Regions from separate parts of the Homo sapiens genome. Here region 1 is linked to region 2. Evidence: chromatin loops called from intact Hi-C (ENCODE). Cell type or tissue: heart left ventricle. All regions are shown on one strand. Links, peaks and the distances in the headings refer to the core of each region. The heading gives the core; the rest is flanking DNA.

Region 1 (12,871 bases), core at 4,550-9,549, 60 kb after region 2:
TTATTGAACTAATGTCCAGGAGTAGACATGATTGGTGGCCAAGTTATTTGGGGACACCTAAACAGATCAGTGACCTGAATGACTTCTCAGAACCTTTAATATGCCAATGTGTGTGGCAAACTTACAAGAAGGGAGCTAAGTATCCAGCCTCTCCCAAACCTCTTTGAACAAAGCTTCTGTCCCTCCCACACCTCTCACCTCACAGGCACATCAGGCTGCAGAATGCGCTTTAGAAAGCATTGTTTTAGTCCAGGCACAGTGGCTCACGCCTGTAATCCCAGCACTTTGGGAGGCCGAGGTGGGTGGATCACAAGGTTGGGAGATTGAGACCATCCTGGCTAACACAGTGAAACCCTGTCTCTACTAAAAAAATACAAAAAATTAGCTTGGCGTGGTGGTGGGCGCCTGTAGTCCCAGCAGCTTGGGAGGCTGAGGCTGGAGAATGGTGTGAACCCAGGAGGCGGAGCTTGCAGTGAGCCAAGATCGCGCCACTGCACTCCAGCCCGGGTGACAGAGCAAGACTCCGTCTCAAAAAAAAGAAAAGAAAAAAGAAAGCATTGTTTTAATTGAGAGGGGCAGGGCTGGAGAAGGAGCAAGTTGTGGGGAGCCAGGCTTCCCTCACGCAGCCTGTGGTGGATGTGGGAAGGAGATCAACTTCTCCTCACTCTGGGACAGACGATGTATGGAAACTAAAAAGAACATGCGGCACCTTATTTATGTGACTTTTGTGTTTTTCTGGGAGGGTGGGGAGGTGGGTCTTCACAAGGACTTCTGCCAATGGTGGGGATCTCTGAAGAGTAAATCTGGGGCCTGGGTAGCCCACTCGTGGTTCTGGGCACTCTCCTCAAGCACCAAAGCCCCACTGGCCCTTGCTTTGCCCTAATTGTGGATGTGGGGCCTGGGGCTAGGGTGAAGCCTGGATTAAAGGATGGCCTTCAAAATAGACCAAGGCTTGGAGTGAGGCTGAGGTTGAAGTAAGTGGTGAAAACAGAGGGATGGGGTGGGAGAGACTGCGAGGATGAATGAGAAGTCACCTTCTGCACTGCAGGACCCCTCTTTGGCATCAGAAACACTGATGTTCCCACAGGTACCTACCCCTGATTCTGCCTATTGCTCCACATCCAGATGCCTGTGGCCAGGGAGGGAGCTAGGAAGGGGTAGAGGAGACACGAGGACCTCGAGTCACGTGGACATGGGTGGTGGCCAAACCAGTGCCCTGAAGGTTGGTGGCCCAGCAGGTGTAGACACCAGCATCCCTAGCCCAGGTCCCCTCCACATACAGGGTGCCCTCTGCCTCCTGCTGTACCTGGCTCTCCCCGTGTACCACATGGGCCTGTTCACTGATGTAGAGTGGTTGGCCCAACGGTAGGGGATAAAAACGGACTGTCCATCAGCTGCCCCAGGTGCATCTCTGACTCACACACCAGGGTCAGGTAAGAGGCACCATTTATCTCTTTGGGGAAAGGAGAAGTGACTTGCCCAAGGTCACACTTCAGCTTGGTGTCAGAGCACCTTAAAGGCCAGGTTCTTTGTGAAAAACGTTAAGCTTCTCAAGTCTGCAGAGAAAAGCTGGGTTTCCCTCCCCTTCTCAAAGAGTGTCCAGAGGTAACTCAGTCCAGGGAAGTACTTCCCAACGTGGGTTTTGTGGCCCTCTGCTTCTGTAGGGATGCTACCTCCTCAAAGGAGAGGAAGAGGAAGAATTTTACTACCAAAAGTGTTTTGGAAACATTAAGAAAAGCAAAGTGAAATTGGGTAGACTCCGACCACTGAGTCTGTTACATGTACCTGTGTATTTTGAATCTCCAAGACAGGTAATGGTTATAAGAGGAAGTGAGGTAGGGTGGGAGGGAACTTTCTGGTATTCCACCCTTCTAAAGAACATGTTGGGGAAATCCTGGTAAAGCCAAGCCAGTGTCTCCTGACCGTCTGTATGCTCCTTTCCCCTTCTTGGGTCTCAGTTTCCTCTTCTGACAAGTGGGAGAATGATCCTTTACCCTTTCCAATGCCTAAGGCCTCTGTGGAGTTCACCTTTATCACATCCTTGCAGCCACTGCAGGGAATGGAGAGATGAACTCGGGAAGTCGCTATGTGCCAGCTCAGGCTACACAAATGACTGGAGCGAGGTGGAGCCAGAGTGTTTTAAGTTCGGGGGGAACAGGGCACCCTCACTGGGTTCCACAGGGCACCCTCACTGGGTGCCACTGGCCTCCTTTTCAGGGCTACTGAAAGTGGTGATCTTGTCAAATCACAGCTTGTAGAGCACCTTGTTTCCCTGTCCTATACTGTTCTTAAATGGCCTCCAGCTGGGTGATAGCCCCTCATGGGTCTTTCTGAGCCACTCTTTCCCTGGGACCCATACAAGATCAGCTCACTGCTCACATGTCATTGATGGCTCCTGGGAGTCTCAAGAATGATGCTTGAGTTCCTGGGCCCACATGCTCCCCTGCATTCTCCACAGGTGGCAGTGGTGGGACAGATGAGTCTCTGGGTCTCATGTGGGTGTGACATGTTCGCCCTTATTCTTTCTCCTAGTACCACAGGTCTGGATCTTCCCCCTCCCTCTCCACAAGGCTCCTGTCAAATTCCAGCTCTTCCAGGAAGTCCTCTTACAAATGCCTCAGGTCCTCCAGGTTGGTAATATACCTTTTAGCACAGCCGTTCTCCAGATGTTTGAATTTCATGGGAGTAAGTTCTTTGAGAAGAAAGAAACACTACCTCTCCAACACCACTTGGGAAGGTCTGATCTCACAGCAGATGCCAAGGAAACAGTTGCTAACGTTCATCTCCTGTTACACATACACACCCAGCCACAGAGCCTGAGCATTTGCTCCAGCACCATCTTTGTGTGGCTGAGGCCAGTCTGGTCTCGGCTTGAATGTCACCTTGGAGATGACTCCCTAACCACTATATCTTAGGTAGACCCTATCGCATTGCCCTGTTTTATGCTCATTGTATCATTTGGCATTGTCTGCATGGTCACTTTTGTCCATATTTCACTTCTCCCTGCTTAGATGATAAACTTGCAGATAGCAGAAGCCATCTCTTTTAGACTCATCCTCATAACCTTAGTACCTAGTCCAGTGTCTGGCATGTGGCAAGTGCTCATTTTTGGTTAAATTAAGAAAGGAACAAATTATGCATTCTTACGCAGTAATCTGAGAAGTTACTATTTGAAAGATGAGAAAACTGGGGCCCAGAAAAGGGAAGTGATTTGCCCTAGGTAACTCAGAGAAGCAGCATCAGAGTTGGGACCAGAATCCAGGTTTATCAGATTCCCAGTCAAGCAGTAGCTCCATCCCACCATGATTGCTCTTGGTCCTAACTAATCCTTCACTCCCACCTCCCTGCCCCAACACTCCACCACCATGTACACACATACACACAGCCTCCATTACCCGCTGCTTACCTTCTGCCCTGAATATCCCTCGCTAAGGTCCACAGCAATCTCTGGCTCGGCCCAGAACCATGCAGGTCACACTGAAGTTTTCTCCTAGTTATACTGATGTTGCTGAAGCTTGGATGGTGGGTTTTGGGGAGGAAGATGGGTCTGCCATGGTTAAGAGGGTAGAGAAGTTAGAGACAAACATGTTGACTTGATTGTTAGAATTGTTGAATTGATGGTAGATAGAGGGATGGAGAGATGGATGAATAGAATGAATGGGCAGAATGGCTAAATGGGTAGAGGGTGAATGGTTGAGGTGGTTGAATTGATAGAGGATGTGTAGATGTATGAATGGGTAAAATGAATTAATGGAGTATGGGTAGGTGATGGAATGATTGACTGATGGAGGATTCATGCATGGAACAGTTTGACTTGATTGTGAATAGGTCAATGGATAGAAAGGCTGAGCTGGTATCAGCTGGTTCCATGGCTGATCGGCTGGCTGGACAAAACGGCTGACTACATAGAGAGTCATCAAAAGCTGATGTTGTTTAGAGCTCCATAATCCACAGAGCCGAAACCAGAGGTTCCTGAAGAAGGTATATCTCCCCATATCCTCCCCTTCCCTGCCCACCCAGAGCCCTAGACCCATGTGCAATTGATATAGACCAGAATGTACTTGGTAGAGATTTGTCTCATGCCACCTAGGCTGGCCATGCATAAGAGGGAGCCAGCCAAGGAAGCCTGGGCCTGGTGAATAGTGAAGCCCTTCTTCACATCAAAGGAGATGTCTGTCTCCCACTGGGACCTCCTCAGTGGGGAGCTCCCAGTGTAGTGCCATCTGGGCCAGGGGGTTTTTAACTTGGAAGGGAAGCAAGGCTGGATGATGAGTGCGCAGCTGTACCACCTCATAGTAGTTATCTGTAGGGACAAAGAGCTCCTCAGGGTCTGGGAATGTGGGGAAAAAGATTTGTTGCTTCCCAGTGGCTCTATTACCACCCAGGAGCATGAGGTCTTTCTTGGGGACCTGAAACCTCACTATCTCTTCCCATCCCCATTCTCTATGCTCCTTCCTGTCTCATAAGGAAGGGGTCCTGGACTGAGGATGCTGAAGACAAACTTCCTAGTTCCAGATCTGTCATTAGCTTGCTGTGTGTATTAAAGAAATCTTTCCCTCTCTGCACATGCAATCATGCACAATGCAAGGATTCAGACTGCTTGATCTTTAAGGGCCCTTCAATGTAAAAAATGCAAAAAAGGTTATAGGACGGCCGGGCACGGTGGCTCATGCCTGTAATCCTAGCACTTTCAGAGGCCGAAGCAGGCGGATCATGAGGTCAGGAGTTTGAGACTAGCCTGGACAACATAGTGAAACCCCGTCTCTACTAAAGATACAAAAATTAGCCAGGCATGATGGTGCGTGCCTGTAGTCCCAGCTACTTGGGAGGCTGAAGCAGGAGAATTGCTTGAACCCGGGAGACGGAGGTTGTGACGAGCTGAGATCACGCCACTGCACTCCAGCCTAGGCAACAGAGTGAGACTCTGTCTTAAAGAAAAAAAAAAAAAAAAGAAAAAAAGATTACAGGAAATACTGAACTTCTTGAAGTCAAAGTTTGGTTCCCAATCCTACCACCTGCTAGCTGTAGGACCTTGGTTCTCAAATGTCAATTGGGAGCAATAATCCCACCCCAGCTTACTTCATAGAACTGATAAGAAGCAAATGAGATATTGGCTATGAGCATGAGGCCCATGGGACAAAAACATTCATCAAACTCTATCAAGAGACTTTTTATTTTATTTTTTTGAGAAAGAGTCTTGCTCTGTCACCCAGGCTGGAGTGCAGTGGTGCCATCTTGGCTCACTGCAACCTCTGCCTCTCAGGTTCAAGCAATTCTTGTTCCTCAGCCACCTGAGCAGCTGGGATTACAGGCGTACACCACCATGCCTAGCTAATTTTGTATTTTTAGTAGAGACGAGGTTTCACCATGTTGGCCAGCCTGGTCTCGAAATCTTGACCTCAGGTGATCCGCCTGCCTCAGCCTCCCAGAGTGCTGAGATTACAGGCATAAGCCACCACGCCTGGCCTTCAAAGTACTTTTTAACACCACAATCTCAGGTCAGATTCTTGGGTGCACTATGATGTAACGAGCAGGAATGGTCTGGGGACCAGCTTTTAAGAGCGGTGCTGTCCAATGGAACTTTATGTGTTGATGAAAATGTTCTGTATTTATGTTGCCCAATATGTAACCACTCAGCATATGTGGCTCCTGGACACTTGAAATACAGTTAGTGCAGCTGGAGAACTGAATAATTAACTTTCTTTAACGCTAATTAACTTAAATAGCCACATCTGTTTTGTGGCTTATGTATTAGGTGAAGTTGGAATCACCTGAGGTGCTTTTAAAATGACCAATTCCTGACCCCCAGACCAAGTGAATTAGAACTTGCCTTGCGGAAAAGGGGATTGGTGTCTGTGCTTTAAAGTTCTACAGGTGACCCTAATTTGCAGCCAGAGTTGAGAAGCGCTGACTGTGGGTTCCCACCTCTGTCTGAAGATTGGAATCACCTGTAGGGTTTGTTGACATGGCAGGTGCCCAGACTCCACACAGTCTTAATGGGAGTGAGGCCCAGGAATCTGTTTTCAACAGGCTCCCAGGTGATGCTTGGTAGTAGGGGTCATGAACCTCTAGATAGGGCTGGGCGCAGTGGCTCATGCCTGTAATCCTAGCACTTTGGGAGGCCAAGGCAGGAAGATAGGTTGAGTCCAGGAGTTCAAGACCAGCCTGGGCAACATAGTGAAATCCCATCTCTACAAAAAATACAAAAATTAACTAGGTATAGTGGTATATACCTGTAGTCCCAGTTACTTGGGAGGCTGAGGTGGGAGAATCACCTGTGCCCAGGAGGTCGAGGCTGCAGTGAGCTGTGATCATGCCACTGCACTCCAGCCTAGGCAAGACCGTAAGACCCAGTCTCATAAAACAAAACAAAAGCAATAACCTCTCGATTGGATAATTGTTACTGTTTTGGTTGCATTTGAGTAAGAGACATTGCTGACTATGAAGAGTCCTGTGTTTCCTCTGTTGGACAAAGCTGGACTCTGTGACTACTCAGTTCTCCATGGAACTAGCCATAGAATCTTTGAATGTCCGTGAAGGATCTTGGAGGACTAGTACACTCCCCTCATCTTACAGGTGAGTCTAAAGAGAAAGCCCAAAGAAGGTTATGTTTGGAGGACTTTCCTGGACGCAGGTTCTTGGAGACCCTGACTCCAGGGCACCTGTGAAGAAGATGAAAGTCTTTCTCTGGTAGGCCAGGCATTCAGCGCATGCGCCGTCCTGACAGTGCGGAGCCCAACAGCTATATTCCCCGGTGTCTGCGCCAGAGGAGTTCACCAGCAGCAGCTGGCTGCACTGGCTGAAGTGCTTGATTCTGAAAGACAGATGGTAGGGGCGGGACGGGCAGGCGATGGGGATGGCCCGATACTCCTAGTGGGCAGCATTTGGTCTACTGACAGTCCTCCCTCCCATCACCAACTTTCATCACCCACCCACCCACCCAATCTTTCCCCCTTTCTCAATGGATCTGTTAGGATTTGCATTGGCCCCACCCGTAGTTTCTGATTGGCTCGCCTAACCCTCCTTCCCTTTGACTTTGCACTTCACGAATGGAATGCCACAAGCGTCTTTGTGCTCCTCGGCACCTTCCTGATGTCTCTTGGTGCAAGCCTGCAAATGCTTTCCATGCACTTCCACCCACAAAGGAGGCAGAGTCCCAGAGCCATCTTAAGAGGCTGAAGTGAGAGAGGATAGGCGAATCTTTGGAACCCAGTTTTCTATCCCAGCCTCTGCCTGATTTCCTTCTGGACTGGCAGAGGGAAATACTGGTGGGTCAACTTTGCTTTCATTTTTGGCCTCCCTATTATGGTGTCCTTGGCAGAAGAGTGGTATTCAGCCTGCCATCCGCCACAGATAGGTCAGACAGGCAGGCAGCCTCTTGCTTTTCCATTGCCACGTCCCTCCCTAGAGGCACTATTTGTGGTCCACCCCCTACCCTCATTTAAGCAGCCCAGGATTGTGGGAAGGTTGCTTGTCTCCTACTCTGTTCAATCACTATGCATCTGATGGGGCTCGCGGGCCCATCTTACTGTTTCTTTTAGGTGCCTATGGTTGTACATAACAGGATGCCCAGTGTGGGTCCTGAGCCATCTTAATCCCTGTAAACTGTTGTCACTGTGCTTGTGAACTGCTGCCCAACATCCTCTGACACACTCCTAGACCCATTAAAATTTTGCCAGAGTTCTTCCACCCCATACCTCAGGCGTCCTTCGCCCCTCCTCCTCCAGATATACAGGCACCCTCCAGTGGACCACCTTCCCCCTGCAGTGCTGTTCCAGGGGCTCAAAGAGTCCCCAACCTTCGGGAATCGGGCCTTCCCTACACCTGGGTCAGGTGGGGGGCTTGGGGTTGCAGAGGCTATAGCCTCCATGGGGGTCTTCATCTGCATGGGCTTCTGGCTCCCGTCTGCTTTGGGTTTTCTCTGGCAGGGGGCTCCTGAAAGCTGCACCTCACTGGGGCCAGCTGCTTTGGAGCCCCTCATTTTCTGAGCCTTTGGAGTTCTGCCATGCTCCGGGATTTCACCTGCAGAGAAAACAGGGTGGGTCTGGGATCACCAGCCTTCATTCACCTCAGTGGAACCTCAGAGTTCTGTCAATTTTTACATTTATTACTACCACAAATAATTCTTACTCAGAGAAAAAATTATACAGCTGGCCAGGCGCAGTGACTCACGCCTGTAATCCCAGCACTTTGGGAGGCCGAGGTGGGCGGATCATGAGGTCAGGAGTTCGAGACCAGTCTGGCCAACATGGTGAAACCCCGTTTCTACTAAAAATACAAAAATTAGCCGGGTGTGTTGGCTCATGCCTGTAATCCCAGCTACTCGGGAGGCTGAGGCAGGAGAATCGTTTGAACCCAGGAGGCGGAGGTTGCAGTGAGCTGAGATCCTACCACTGCATGATCTAGCCTGAGTGACAGAGAAAGACTCCATCTCAGAAAAAAATAAATAAATAAAAAATAAATTATACAGCCAAACCAAGACAAAGGATTAAATTTGCTCTGAAGCTTATCATCTAGAGATAACCACTGTTAATATTTTGAAGCATATTTTTCCAAGGCTTTTAAATGCAAATATTTTAAATATTTTGTTAAAAAATAAAATGGAAAATGTAAGACATATTGTTAATCTGCATTTTCACTTAGGAATATGTTATTATCATTCTATGTCAAGAAATACATGTGCACCAACATTTTATTTTATTTTTTGAGACAGAGTCTCACTCTGTTGCCTAGGCTGGAGTGCAGTGGCACGATCTTGGCTCACTGCAACCTCCGCCTCCTGTTCAAGTGAGTCTCATACCTCAGCCTCCCAAGTAGCTGGAATTACAGGCTCATGCCACCACACCCAGCTAATTTTTGTATTTTTTGTAGAGACGGGATTTCACCAGGCTGGTCTCAAACTCCTGACCTCAAGTGGTCCGCCCACCTCAGCCTTCCAAAGTGCTGGGATTACAGGTGTGAGCCACCGCACCCTGCCTACACCAACTTTTTTTTTTTTTTTTTTGAGACAGAGTTTCACTCTGTCACCCAGGCTGGAGTGCAGTGGCACCATCTCGGCTCACTGCAACCCCTGCCTTTCAGGTTCAAACAATTCTCATGCCTCAATCTCCCAAGTAGCTGGGACTATAGGTGTGCACTACCGTACCCAGCTAATTTTTGTATTTTTAGTAGAAACGTGGTTTCGCCATGTTGGTCAGGCTGATCTCAAACTCCTGACCTCAGGTGATCCGCCCACCTCAGCCTCCCAAAGTGCTGGGATTACAGGCATGAGCCACCACGCCTGGCCCTGCAACAACATTTTAAATGACCTGCATGGTATTTTATGGTAGGGATGTATCATGATTTATTTCTTCATTGTTGAGTATTTAGGTTATTTCATATTCTTAACCGAAATAAACAATTCTGGAATAAACATCTTGTGCATGCACCTTTGAATAGATCACTTCCTTAGAATGAATTCCTTAGAAGGAGAACTGCTGGTGGGCCCTGGAAGGGATTCTACACATTGTTTTTTCCAAGCTTGTACCAAGATTTCAAAACCTTCTAGAATATGCTACAAAAGAGGTCATTCAACATGAGGTTAAATATGCCTAATGATAGGGAACTCAGCACTTAACAGTACCAATAGCTACCACTGGCAAAGCCTACAGTATTTCTGGAACAGTACTAGCCCCTTAAAATACATTTTCTTATTTCACTCTCTTAATGACTGCAAAGAAGGTATTCTGATTTTACAGGTGAGGCATGTGAGGCTTATAGAGACTAACTTTTCCACATTCTCTTGTACTGTGCCAAGAAGGAGACCCAGACTCAAACCCAGGCCAGCCTAACTCCAGAGCCCATTGTAGTCCCACCTGTGGCCTTAGTGCAGAATGGATCCAACTGCTAGGAAGCCCTTTTAGATATCGACCTACTGATCTCATTTTTCTTCCTTGTGGAAGAGGAAGAAAAATTGTCTTTAACTTTTACCAACTGATCTCATTTTTCTTCCTCATGGAGGAGGAAGCAATACTGTTCCATGTGCCTCTCTGCCACCCAGCCCCAAATCATCTCTGCATACAGAGAAGGTTGCACAATTTGTGCCAAGTCCTGAGGCTCTTTTTTTTCCTTCCTAATAGTTCACAGAGGCATCCTTTTCTCTCCATCATTACTGCTAACACCATCTGTGCAAGCCCTGGTCAGATCACATCTGGACTATTATGTTAGCCCCCTGTTTGTCACCTGGCCTCTAACCTGCCTTACACACAATATCACATACATCTTCTTTTTTTTTTTTTTTTTTTGAGATGGAGTTTCACTCTTGTCGCCCAGGCTAGAGTGAAATGGTGAGATCTCAGCTCACTGCAACTTCCCCATCCCTGGTTCAAGTGTTTCTCCTGCCTCAGTCTCCCGAGTAGCTGGGATTACAGGGACCCGCCATCTCGCCCAGCTAATTTTTGTATTTTTAATAGAGACAGCGTTTCACCACATTGGCCAGGCTGGTCTCAAACTTCTGGCCTCAGACAATCCGCCTGCCTTGGCCTCCCAAGGTGTTGGGATTACAGGTGTGAGCTACTGCGCCTGGCCTTTTTTTTTTTTTTTAAAATAGAGACAGAGTCTTACTTTTTTGTCTAGGCTGGTCTCAAACTCCTGGCCTCAAATGATCCTCCCGCCTTGGCCTCCCAAAGCACTAGGACTACAGGCATGAACCACCATACCCAGCCCTCATCTTTGAGATAAAGAGATAAGACTAAACCTGAGGTTTTCAGGTTTAAAAACAAACCAATCGATAGGTTGATTATAGATAACAGAACAATTCCTTGAAATACTGAAAGGTCAATGTTAAAAAACAAATAATCGGGTTACTCTGATTGGAGAGGATGGGAGCTGGAGACCTACCCATCAGCTTCTCAATCACCACCCACCCTTACTCTAAGGCAGGCAGTAAGGCAGCAGAATTCCTCAGAACATGGTTTTAAATCCTTGGACTACATGAACTCTCAGGGCTCCTTCTCACTGCTCATGACCTATCTATCTGAGCTCACCTCACTCCCAGCACCCCCATTCTCCAGTTCCTTCTCCTTCCAACAAACCCACCAACCCCAACCATCAGCCCTTTGATAAACTGCTACTTTCTTACCATGAAGGTGCCTGCCCCTTTCCTTCCATATGAGGCTCCTTGAGGAGAATCCAACAGCCAAGCAGTATCTGGAAGAGGAAATCTGGGATGACAACATCCCTCTAAATCCTGTTCTGAGCACAGCCACGATTTTGCAGGGATTATTATGTCCCCAACCTCTTCCTAGAATGTCTGGAAGCTGAGAGACAGAGGTGATAGCTCTCTGGGGCCTCAGCCTCTCCTGGGGATCTATCTGCTATCAAGTTCTGGGCTATAAATTCTTCAGGCCCTGCCCTCGATAAAGCCCTAAAACTGTTGATCTTTGTGAACAAAATTATAGATGCTTAGATTCAAAGAAGCTAGGAGTAAACACTTAGGATCGTAGGATTATATAATCTTAGTATGATGAACTCAGGGTGTTTTCTGTTTTTTGTTTCACTTGTTTGCTTGTTTTTTTTTTGTTTGTTTTTTAGCGACAGGGTCTCTCTCTGTCACCCAAGCTGGAGTGCAGTAGCACAATCATAGCTCACTGCAGCCTCGAACCTCTGGGCTCAAGTGATCTTCCTGCCTCAACCTCCTGAGTAGCTAGGACTACAGGTGCACACCACCATGCCTGGCTAGACTCAGGGTATTTAAAATTAAAATAATATTGCTATTATTTATTGAGTGTTTATGTACTAGGCTGTAGGCTAAGCATTTATATACACCGTTTAACTTTAAAACCACCCTGTAATTTTGAGGTTATTGTTATTCCCATTATATTCCTAAGTAAACTGAGTCTTAGAGACTCAGTCTCATTAAATCTTGCCAGTTAGTGGAGGAGCCAGAATTAGTTCCATCAGATTCCAGAGTTCCATGCTCTCCAAACCATGACATGAGTCCCAGACTGCTAGACTAAAAATGATCTTTCAGATCAGAGGGGACCATTAGGTCTGGAAAAGACCTGGAAGAGCACACAGTTCAACCTTGTCATTGCATAGATGAAGAAGCTGAGCTCAGAGAGGTGATTTGGCCAAAGCAGCACAGTGAGCAAAGGAGCTGAGCGGGGAACTCAGCCTCCTGACATCAAGGTTCCGGTGCTCATCACCCTTCCTTCTGCTCCTGCAGGGAAATGTGATTGCACCACTGCACTCCAGCCTGGAGTGCTCCCGGGAAATGAAGAGACAGGGGCCTCAGGACACTGCAGGGGAATAAAAAGATTTGCTGAGATGGAAGATGCCCATACCTGAAATGACCTAGATGAGCAGGCAACAGGCCAAGAAGCAGAGAACTCTGGGGTCCATGGCGGAGCAACCAGAAGCCAAGACGCAAATGTTGGTAGCAGGGAATGCAGGAGAGAGACTGTTGGGGCATGCTCAGGGAAGTGGCCAGGGACCCCTGTCCATGGGAGGGGAGGGGACCTAATTTCAAAAGCAAATCAAAGTGGTGAGTCCTGGCTTCTCATGACTCCAAACAAAATTCCTTTCTCTGGATTCCCCCTGCCAAGGCGAATGGAGCTATTTAGAGACCTGCTCAGGAAAAAACAGTCCTGCAGCCAGGAGGAGAGGGTCCCCAAGGGCAGACAGACAGGGCTGGACGGCAGCTGGAGGGGCCATTGAAGGTCACAGGAAGGTCATGGGGGTGCTGAAGGACAGGAAGATGAGAGGACAAAATAGGTGAGTGGGGCTAGGAAGGTGGTGAGGCTTAAACTGGCCTTAAAGCCGTGGGCCGAATCTGGCTGGTTGTCTGCTTTCGCATAGCCTGTGAGCTAAGAATGGTTTTAACATTTTTAAA
Region 2 (10,420 bases), core at 1,364-6,363:
TCTTCCCAGTCCGCCCCCTTATCATCCTCTCTGGGGGCTCTGGGGCTACTGTAAATAGCAGCCCTTGCTGGCTTGGGCTCTGCCCTCCTGTGCTCTTGCTTACTTGCTTTCTCCTCCATTCCCGCCCCAGCAAACCACCCGACCCGTTCCCCCAAAGACTCTCGGATAATTAGAATCTAGGGCAGTAGGGCGTTTTCTCTTCACCCTTCTGGGGTCACAGATCTCTTTGAGAAGCTGAAGTAATTTATCATGGGGCTTTAGAGCTCCGGTTGTGGAGTCTGGTAGACCTAGGTCCAAATCCCAGAGTAGGACCCTAGGCAAGAGACTTGCCCTCCCCAAACCTGAGCTTTCTCATTAATACAGTGGAAGTGGTAGCCCGTCCGGTCTCCCTTCCGCGTTCTGATGATTAAATGTGATAAGTATACGAAGCCCTTAGCATATCATAGTAAATTCTCAATAAATGATGGTGATGGCAATTCAAGATATAGGCCTTTACCCAGAAAAAAAAAATGAAATTACTCATACATGCACAAGTGTGAATGTAAACTTCATACTCAGTCCAACTAATTCATTCATTCACCCATTTGTTCAACAAATCTTTGCAGTGCTTACTGGAAGCCAGGAATTGAGCAAAGAGTGGGGTGGGGAATGTGAATGTATGTGAATTATCCAGAGTCATGGTGCAAGTCAATAGCAAACCAAGCATCAGAATGGAAGTCTCTATTTTTCAAAAAACAGCTTCATTGGCCGGGCGCGGTGGCTCACGCCTGTAATCCCAGCACTTTGGGAGGCCGAGGCGGGCAGATCACAAGGTCAGGAGATCAAGACCATCCTGGCTAACACGGTGAAACTGTCCCTACTAAAAATACAAAAAACTTAGCCTGGTGTGGTGGCAGGTGCCTGTAGTCCCAGCTACTCGGGAGGCTGAGGCAGGAGAATGGCGTGAACCTGGGAGGCGGAGCTTGCAGTGAGCCCAGGTAGGGCCACTGCACTCCAGCCTGGGCGACAAAGCAAGACTCCGTCTCAAAAAACAAAACAAAACAAAACAAAACAAAAACAGCTTTATTGAGGTATAAGTGATATACAAAAAAACTGCACATAGTTAATGTGAATAATTTGATGAGTTTGGACATATGCATACACCCATGAAACATCACCACAATGAAGGTAATAGACATATCCATCACTTCCAAAAGTTTCCTGTGCCCCTTTGGTTTTTGTTTGTTTGTTTGTTTTCATTTGTTTTTTTTTATGGTAAGAACACTTAACATGAGATCTACCCTCTTAAATTCTTAAGTGTGTAATAAAGTATTATTAACCATAGGCACTCTGTTGTACAGCAGATGTCTAGCACTTATTCATCTTGCATAACAGAAACTTTATACCCACTGAGCAACAACTCCCCGGTACCCTCCCCCATCAGCTCCTGACAACCACCATCCAATTCTCTGCTTCTAGGAGTTTGATTATTTTAGATATTTCTTATAAATGGCATCATGACTGGCTCATTTCACTTAGCATAATGTCCTCCAGGTTCATCCATGTTGTCACAAAAGACAAGATTTCCTTCTTTTTAAGGCTGAATACTGTTTCTTTTATCTTTTTCTTTTCTTTTCTTTTCTTTTTTTTTTTTTTTGAGACAGAGTCTCGTTCTGTCACCCAGGCTGGAGTACAGTGGTGTAATCTTGGCTCACTGCAGCCTCCACCTCCCAGTTTCCAGCAATTCTCCTGCCTCAGCCTCCCGGGTAGCTGGGATTACAGGCCCATGCCACCACACCCACTAATTTTGTATTTTCAGTAGAGACGAGGTTTCACCATGTTGGCCAGGCTGGTCTCAAACTCCTGACCTCAGGTAATCCACCTGCCTTGGCCTCCCAAAGTGCTGGAATTACAGGTGTGAGCCACCGTGCCCAGCCTGAATACAATTTCGTCATATGTGTACACCACATTCTCTTTACCCATTCGTCTGTTGATGGGCATTTAGGTTGTTTTCATATCTTGGCTATAGTGAATAATGCTGTAATGAACACAGGAGAGTAGATCTCTTTTCATGGGATGGCTGGATCATACAGTTCTATTTTTAATTTTTTCAGAAATCTCCATACTGTTTTCCACGGTGGCTGCACCATTTACATTCTCACCAACACTGCACAAGAGTGAAAGTCTCTTGAATCCTACCTAATCCTGACTCCTTTAAAGAATAACTTTTGGTCAGACACGGTGGCTTATGCCTGTAATCCTAGCACTTTGGGAGGCCGAGGTGGGAGGATCACGAGGTCAGGAGATCGAGACCATCCTGGCCAACATGGTGAAACCCTGTTTCTACTAAAAATACAAAAATTAGCCTGGTGTGGTGGTGCCCACCCGTAGTCCCAGCTACTTGGGAGGCTAAGGCAGGAGAATCGCTTGAACCCAGGGGGCAGAGGTTGCAGTGAGCTGAGATCGCACCACTGCACTCCCGCCTGGCGGCAGAACAAGACTCCATCTCAGAAAAAAAAAAAAAAGAAAAGAAAAGAATAACTTTTGCCTCTGAAAAGGGACTACGACGAAGATCTCTTCCAGTCCCAATCAAATCTAAGAGTCCATTCCCTCCAGACCCCTCCTCCAGCAGACCCTTGTACACTTTCTCCAACACACTTGACCAACGTTAGCTTCTGCTTGAACACCTCCCGCAATGGGGCACTCACTCCCTGTCAAGCCAGACCCCTGAATCTTTGACCAGTTGGAAGGCCTGCCTGCCTGCCTGCCTGCCTGCCTTCCTTCCTTTTTCAGAGTCTTGCTCTGTCACCCAGGCTAGTGTGCAGTGGCGTGATCTCAGCTTACTGCAACCTCTGCCACCCAGGTTCAAGCAATTCTCCTGCCTCAACCTCCTGAGTAGTCAGGATTACAGGCACCTGCCACCGCACCCAGCTAATTTTTGTAGTTTTAGTGGAGACGGGGTTTCGCCATCTTGGCCAGGCTGGTCTTGAACTCCTGATCTTGTGATCCACCCGCCTCAGCCTCCCAAAGTTCTGGGATTACAGGTGTGAGCCACCATGCCCGGCCTGGTCTTCCTTTCTTTCGAGGAGCTGGACTCTACATTCCTGGGTGCCTCTGCCTACCACTTGTAGCTTTCCAAGACAGCTTGGAAGACAGTTCATCTTCTCCAAGTGCTCCTGAGCCAAAAGAGCCTTGAGGAAGGAAGAGGAGGAATGGGGTGAACTGGAGGCTGCGTCCAGCCTTGCCCAGCTTCCAAGCCCTGCCTGAACTTAGGGTCCCCCAGAAATCCAGGTTCCCAAGGTTCCGTCCCTCCTCTGCAGCTGCTTCTTTAAGAAGCACCATGGGGGCTGGTCCTTGCTACTGTCCTTGGACCCTGTCCAGGGCCCTGATTTAAAAGGTATCGCAACGTTTTTAAAAAACAAACATGTGTTGTAACCCAAGGCCCTGGTAACCACAACACTGCCGGCCGCTAGCTGCCGCCTCCCAGGCTAAGAGTAGAGGAAACTGCTCTCCGCCTACCCAAAGGCACCCCACACTGCTGCGCACCGTAGTTACCTTATTATATCAGTCCGGGAGCTCTGTGAGGACAGGGCCTGAGCTGGCCCTCAAGGCTGCAATCCTTTTGCACCAAAGTGCCTTTGGGATCCTCACCCACACTCTCATGAACTATTCCAGTAGATACTTGACTGCTTCAGCACAGCGCTTCCTCGCCATTCTCCACGTGAGCCCCAGAGTGACCTTGGATACCACCAATCTGACCACACCACTCCCACTCCTACGGGATAAAGGAAAAATGTCTTGGCCAGGCCTTCAAGGCCTCTGCCTATCTGTATCTTCCTCGCTCTCTGCATTCCCCCAGTATTCCAGCTGCACTGAGCCTCCGAGGCCCCCCTGAAAGTGCCACTGGGCATAAAATGTTCTTCCCACTTTGTGGACAAGCAGAACCCCTGCTTAATCTACACAGCTCAGCTCAGACATCACATCCTTGGAGAAGCTGCCCCGACCTTCACTCTCCCAGACAGAGTTAATCACTGCTTTTGCTTCCATGGTATTTTTCCATAACCCTTGTTGCATTATTTGTCTACCTGGAATACAGGCAATGTAACCTCCTGCAAATATTTTGTTTAGCTTGCATGGTGATTTGTGTGCATGTGTTTGTGTAAAAGAGAAAGAGAGATTTTACATTTAAAAAGTGGGGGGTGGGGTTGCTGGACAAAGTGGCTCACACGTGTAATTCCAGACCTTTGGGAGGCTGAGGCAGGAGGATTGTTTGAGCCCAGGGGTTCGAGACCAGCCTGGCCAACATGGCAAAACCATATCTCTACAAAAAATACAAAAATTATCTGGGTGTGGTAGCATGCACCTGTAGTTCCAGCTACTCAGGAAGCTGAGACGAGAGGATCACTTGAGCCTAGCAGGTTGAGATTACAGTGAGCCATGATTGTGCCGTGCACTCCCGCTTGGGCAACAAAGCGAGACCTTGCCAAAAATAAAAATAAAAAAATTGAGCCGGGCATAGTGGTATGCACCTATAGTCCCAGCTACTTGGGAGGCTGAGGCAGAAGATCGCTTGAGCCCTGGAGTTTGAGGCTGCAGTGCACCATGATCGTGCCTGTGAATAGCCACTGCGCTCTAGCCTGGGCAACACATCAAAACCCTATCTCTTAAAAAAAAAGAAAAAAGATTTTCAGTTTCACTTAGAAAATTAGAAGGTCAGGCCAATCAGGGCCTCCATTTCCTTCTAACACCAATCCACTGCAGTGCAGCCACCTGTGCTCCTTTTGGTTTGGTATATGGCCCCCAGTTTGCACCTGTCCCCAACTTATACTAGCCTTTTTCTAATTTAGGTACCTACCTAGCCCTATAGACATTTGGGTTTTAACCTGCAGACCTAGGTATATCTCCCATATATTCTGGGCCACTCCGATTTACAAATATTATTCTACCTCCTTGTCCCTCTAAATGTCCCAGAAATTCCAATATTTTGGCGAACAGTAATGCATGAATAGAATCAGATCAATAAAAATATACATAAGTCACAAAATTTCTTTGCTACCTCATGTGGTCCAATTTTCAGTTTGGAAAGCCCAGTTGCTGACCTCACCATCCTCCAACTCTCATTCCCATTGTTTTATGTGGGTAAGACCCTCCCACTAGGGTAGAACAAGGAAGATGCATCAGGACCCAGGACCAGGAAATGCCAGGTTTCCCAGAAGAAGGGGTCAAGGCATAGTCGTCTGTTGGAAAACGGTTGCTTAAGTTATGATTACATAGCAGGCTATACAGGTTGAAAAATATTCACTTTTCAAATCAAAGAATGAAGTGGGCTGCTGGAAATGAGGATCCACTGAACAAGGCTATACAGTTAATGTGTCTGCAGTTGGATAGAATTGAGAGCATGATGTCAGTGGGAATATGCAGAAGGTGCAGATGGTCCCTTGATGAGATGTATATTGGGGGAGGCAAGGTAGAGGGGTAGGGAGTTTACTGTCTGCTTGCAGCCGGGCAAGTGAATACCCAGCTCTGTTCTGAGCCTGGAAAGACCCAAGCTAATGCTGGAGTCCTGCTCAGTCAATTACTTATAAATCAACACGCTGCTCATCAGAAGACTGTATCCAAAAGGGAGCCTCAGAATCTCCAAAGCAAGGAAGGATTCTCCTAAGGTCTCTAGATGTGGGGTGGTTCAGGGCCTGGCTCATGTAGCCCATGGAACAGTCCACCATGTTTCACACGAAGGATGTGGGTAGGGGTGGTCTAGACACTAGACACCCAGTGTTGCCAAGGATGTCTCAAACCCAGAAAACAGTGCTTACCCATCGACTCACTGAGCCCTGGACCCTACTTTGTCCCTCATCTCTGTGTCCATTTTTTTTAAGTCTATCAGACATCTATCAGACATGAGGAGGACATGAAGGTCTAAAGCAGTGGTTCTCAAACATAAGCACACATCACAATTATGGGGAGGAGATGTTAAAACACAGATTGCTGAGGCCCACACCCAGGATGTCTGATGCTTTTCTAACAATTTCCCAAGAGATGCTGATGCTGTTAAAGCCTGGTCCACATTTTGAGAGCCACTGATGCAATGAAATGTTCACTATTGTTCATTCCTAGCGGCCTCCAGACCCCACAGCTTACTTAAGGAAAGCATGTGCAGTTTTCCCTAGAGAGTATTCCCAGGCAGCTGGACATGGTGGCTTACACCTGTAATCCCAGCACTTTGGGAGGCCAAGACGGGAGGATCACTTGAGGCCAGGAATTCAAGACAATACTGGGCAACATGGCAAAACCCTGTCTCTACAAAAAAATACAAAAATTAGCCAAGCATGGTGGCACATGCCCATAGTCCCAGCTACTCAGGAGGCTGAGGTGGGAGGATCACCTGAACCCCGGAGGTCGAGGCTGCAGTGAGCCATGATTGCATCACTGCACTCCAGCCTGGGCAACAGGGCGAGACTTTGTCTCAAAAAAAAAAAAGAGAGAGTATTTCTAGGTGATGTTCTGTGCTCCTCCTACTCTTACCATCCAAGCTCCTTAGGGATCTTTATCTGAACTTCACTGAACAGAGAAAGCACTGGCCGACCATGATTTACATGAACTGACTCTTGGTAAAGAAAGTGGTAAAGTGAATCTTTTGATGCCTCTCCCAAGGCAGCCCAAATCCCAAACTACAGCTCTCCTGGGAAAATAGGCAGGGATGACTTCTTGCTAATTAGTGTTACTCAGATTCAATTCTCCTTTCCAAGGACTTACCCTTTCATTCAATTCAACACAATCCAATCCAATCCATGTAGCAATTCAGTTCCCTGGCAAGGAGACCCACACAAGCTTTGGGGCAGTAAAGCTCAACCTTGAGTGTGAAGATTCCTCTGACTCAGTCCTCTCAGTCCTGATGCAGTGGATGGGGAAAAGAGAGAGAAGTCCAGAGAAACTGCACTTTAACCAATCCCTGATGCTTCTGAAGCAAATGAGCCTGCCCATATCTTGAGAAATACTCCAGTAGAATTCTAAGGACTCAACAATTTCAGGTGTTTTCATTCTTCAAGAGGAGCCTGTCAAAACCAACCTTTATTTTTAGGCTGGAGTGCAGTGGTGCAATCTTAGTTCACTGCAACTTCTGCCTCCTGGGTTCAAGAGATTCTCATGCCTCAGCCTCCCGAGTAGCTGGGATTACAGGCACATGCCACCATGCCTGGCTAATTTTTGTATTTTTGGTAGAGACAGGATTTGCCATGTTGGCGAGGCTGGTCTCGAACTCCTGACCTCTAGTGATCCACTTGCCTCAGCCTCACAAAGGGCTGGGATTACCAGCATGAGCCACCGTGCCTGGCCAAAACCAGCCTTTCTATCCAGAGTCCAGAAAACCCAGGGAACCTTAATCAACACAGCCTCATTTCCCATCTCCAGAACTGAAGCTGGGGCTTTACAGAGTGTCCCTACGAGTAAATTATTCTAATTAAATTCAATATAATCAAACTTAATTAGTGACCTATGTATTGGTTAGAAATGCACTCTGCTATAAGTAACAAAATCTCAACAGCACTGACTAAAACACATTTTTTAAAAATTTTGTAAGTTGATATATAATAGTTGTACATATTCAGGGCATACATGTGATACATGTGCTATTTCATACATGTACACAACGTGTAATGATCAAATCAGGGTAATTTAGATATTCATCCCCTCAAACATCTGTCTTTTCTTTGTGTTGGGAACATTACAATTCTCTTCCAGCTATTTTGAAAAATACAATTAATTATTGTTAACTATAATTTCCCTACTGGCTTAAACTATTTTGTTTATTATGTGTAAAGGTTTGGAAGTAGTTGATCAAGGCTGGTCTTGGGACACCATAAATTAATCAGAGATCAAGACTCCTTCCTTATTTTGGCGCCAGGTAATAAGATGGGTGCCAGGATTCAGCCATCCGGTCTGTATTCCAGGCAGGAAAAGGGGGAGCACAAAACAGGGGAGCCCTGCTCCCAGCTGAGTCATCCTCCCATTAAAAGTTTTCCTGGAAGCCTTAACCCATAATTTCCCCTTACATATCCCTGGCCACCCCTAGATGCAAGGAAAGCTGCGTAAGTAGCCTGTTAGCCCAGTACTTTGCTGGCTCAAAGAATGATCAGGATTCTGTAATTACGGAAGAGAGAAGAATGGAAGTTGAGTAAGGTGACTGGCAATCTCTCAGTGGGATGGGATGGGGTGAGGAGGGAGGAGACAGAGCTGTATAATCCTTCATCCATTAGGGAGGACACCCAGAGCACACCAACAAGTGAAGCTCAGAGGAAAACTGCCACGTGTGCTCAGAGAGCCAGAGAACAAGTGCTGCCAGGCTCTTGGAAGGAGAGGCATTGGAGCTGCTCCTCGATGTATGGATAGAATTATAACCCACAGAGGTGGATTGTGAAGAAAGTCACTCTGGGCAGAGGACATGTGCTTGGGGAATATTTGGGCCCAATCAGAAGAACCTATAGAGAAAAAGCTTTAGGGCTAGAAAGACCTTTAATAGTTGTACATATTTGGGGCATACGTGTGATATTTCATGCATGTACACAATGGGTAATGATCAAATCAGGGTAATTGGGACCACTGAGCTGAGAGGTTCTTCACCTGGGATCCACGCATAGCCCCACTGCATGGGCTGTGTGGGGTCCCTGAATTGCCTGAAATTCTAGGCAAAACTTTTTACATATGGGTATATTAAATTTTTGTCATGAAAGATGCTCAGAATAAGCTGGGCGTGGTGGCTCACACCTGTAATCCCAGCACTCTGGGAGGCTGAAGCAGGAGAATCACCTGAGGTTGGGAGTTCGAGACCAGCCTGACCAACATGGAGAAACCCTGTCTCTACTAAAAATACAAAAAATTAGCCGGGCGTGGTGGCACATGCCTGTAATCCCAGCTACTTGGGAGGCTGAGGCAGGAGAATCACTAGAACCCAGGAGGCGGAGGTTACGGTGAGCCGGGATTGCACCATTGCACTCCAGCCTGGGCAACAAGAGCAAAACTCCGTCTCAAAAAGAAAGAAAGAAAGATGCTCAGAATAATCCTCGTATTGTTGTTTCCAATATTTCCCCCAAAGAGCCCACAACATCAACTTTTGTTCTTTTACACACAACCTAGCTACCAACATGAATCCCTCATTGCCTAACTTGCCAGCCTCCATGCTCTAACCTGACTTGACTCATGCTGTTCTTCCCTCTTATAATCATTCCTCCTTGCTTCTCCCCTCCGGCAAGATATGAAAAGATGGGTAGTGATTTCCCCATCACTGAAAGTATTAAACACAGGCTGCATAAGCACCTAGAAAGGACATGATAACAAAGATTTATATTAGTCAGTGTTCTTCATTGCAAGCAGTGCAATGCATCAAATTCCAACCCAACCTGACGTTCTAGAATTCCTTTTGGTATGAATATCCTTTGGCTGTAGTATTCCCCCATGAAGTCCTCCTTGACTATCCCCACCCACCTTGGTATCTTATTTCTCTTTAATGCTAATACCTCCTGCATGAAGCACATGACTTGGCATTAGCTTTATAAAACCTATTTTGTATTGTTTCCCATTTTTTCTTACATATAGATCAAATGTCAAACAAAAGCACTCCAGATTATAACTAATTCAAGAACAAGAACTGAGTCTTCTCTTGCACCTTGACTATGCCTTGGCCATAGGGTGACCAACCATCCCAACATGACTGGGACTGAAGAGTCTCTGGAGATATGGGACTTCCAGGGCTAAGAGTGGGAAAATCCTAGGCAAGTCAGGATAAGTCACCCTACTTGCCGAAGAAGTAGTAGCTACTTATTGATTGCTAACTATGGTAGACATTATGCTATTTGCCAATATTTCTGATTCTCCTCTCCTTCTGCACACACATTGCACTTTCCCATCCTCTTAAAGTTGGGCATGATTGTTTGACTTGCTTTGGCCAATGAAATGTGAGTGGACCTAATGTGCGTCTCCTCCAAGTGGAAGCAGTTAAGGCCCTATGCACTATTCTCGGTACACTCCCTTCTCTTTGTGCAGCAAATCCTAAAGCCGTCATGTTGAGAAGGCTGTGTTATATGACGATGTGGAACGTCTCTGTGAAGCAGAGCCCACTGCCTGCCCGTTCTGGACACGTAGTGTGAGCAAAAACTTAGCTTCTCTTGTGTTAAGTCACAAAGTCTTGTGTTATGCTTTTTATTGTCTCAGCAAAACCTAACCTAACCTGACTGGTACACCAACCATCAAAAATCTCATTGGCAACTTTATCAAACTCATGCTGCTCAAGTTTCTCAGGCATGAACTTCAAAACACATGACCAAAAATCCAGCAGTGGGAAATTGTGAAATCTGAACCTGCTCTCCCAGGAGGCTCAAAGAGGCTGGAGGCAAGACGTCTTGAGAGCTGGGGCTCCAGGGAAAGAACTTGCCTCCTAGTTCCTACCCAC

Evidence for each region. Peaks named below come from ENCODE experiments on the same cell type or tissue, not always from the same donor. Only the 100,000 strongest peaks of a DNase experiment are listed, where the experiment ranks them.
Region 1: a loop joins it to region 2, with 2.7 times the contacts of the local background. A loop is called at or near these places in 59 of 110 quality-filtered maps.

Annotation. Positions count from the first base shown.
Region 1 is chr5:151,168,894-151,181,764 of GRCh38, reverse strand. It overlaps LOC107986463 (a long non-coding RNA gene), which reads left to right and starts at 6,306. Exons shown (of 3, transcript XR_001742936.2): 1 at 6,306-6,576; 2 at 11,572-11,726; 3 at 12,206-12,871. CCDC69 (coiled-coil domain containing 69) reads left to right here. Exons shown (of 9, transcript NM_015621.3): 9 at 1-713. It also overlaps the pseudogene PDGFRL2P. In heart left ventricle, for the core only: no CTCF peak of the experiment used is centred there; a DNase peak (open chromatin) is centred at 6,781.
Region 2 is chr5:151,228,020-151,238,439 of GRCh38, reverse strand. No RefSeq gene overlaps it. Among named protein-coding and RNA genes, the nearest start is that of CCDC69, 9.1 kb to the right of the region's middle. In heart left ventricle, for the core only: no CTCF peak of the experiment used is centred there; a DNase peak (open chromatin) is centred at 3,459; H3K4me3 peaks cover 944 bases; H3K27ac peaks cover 1,145 bases.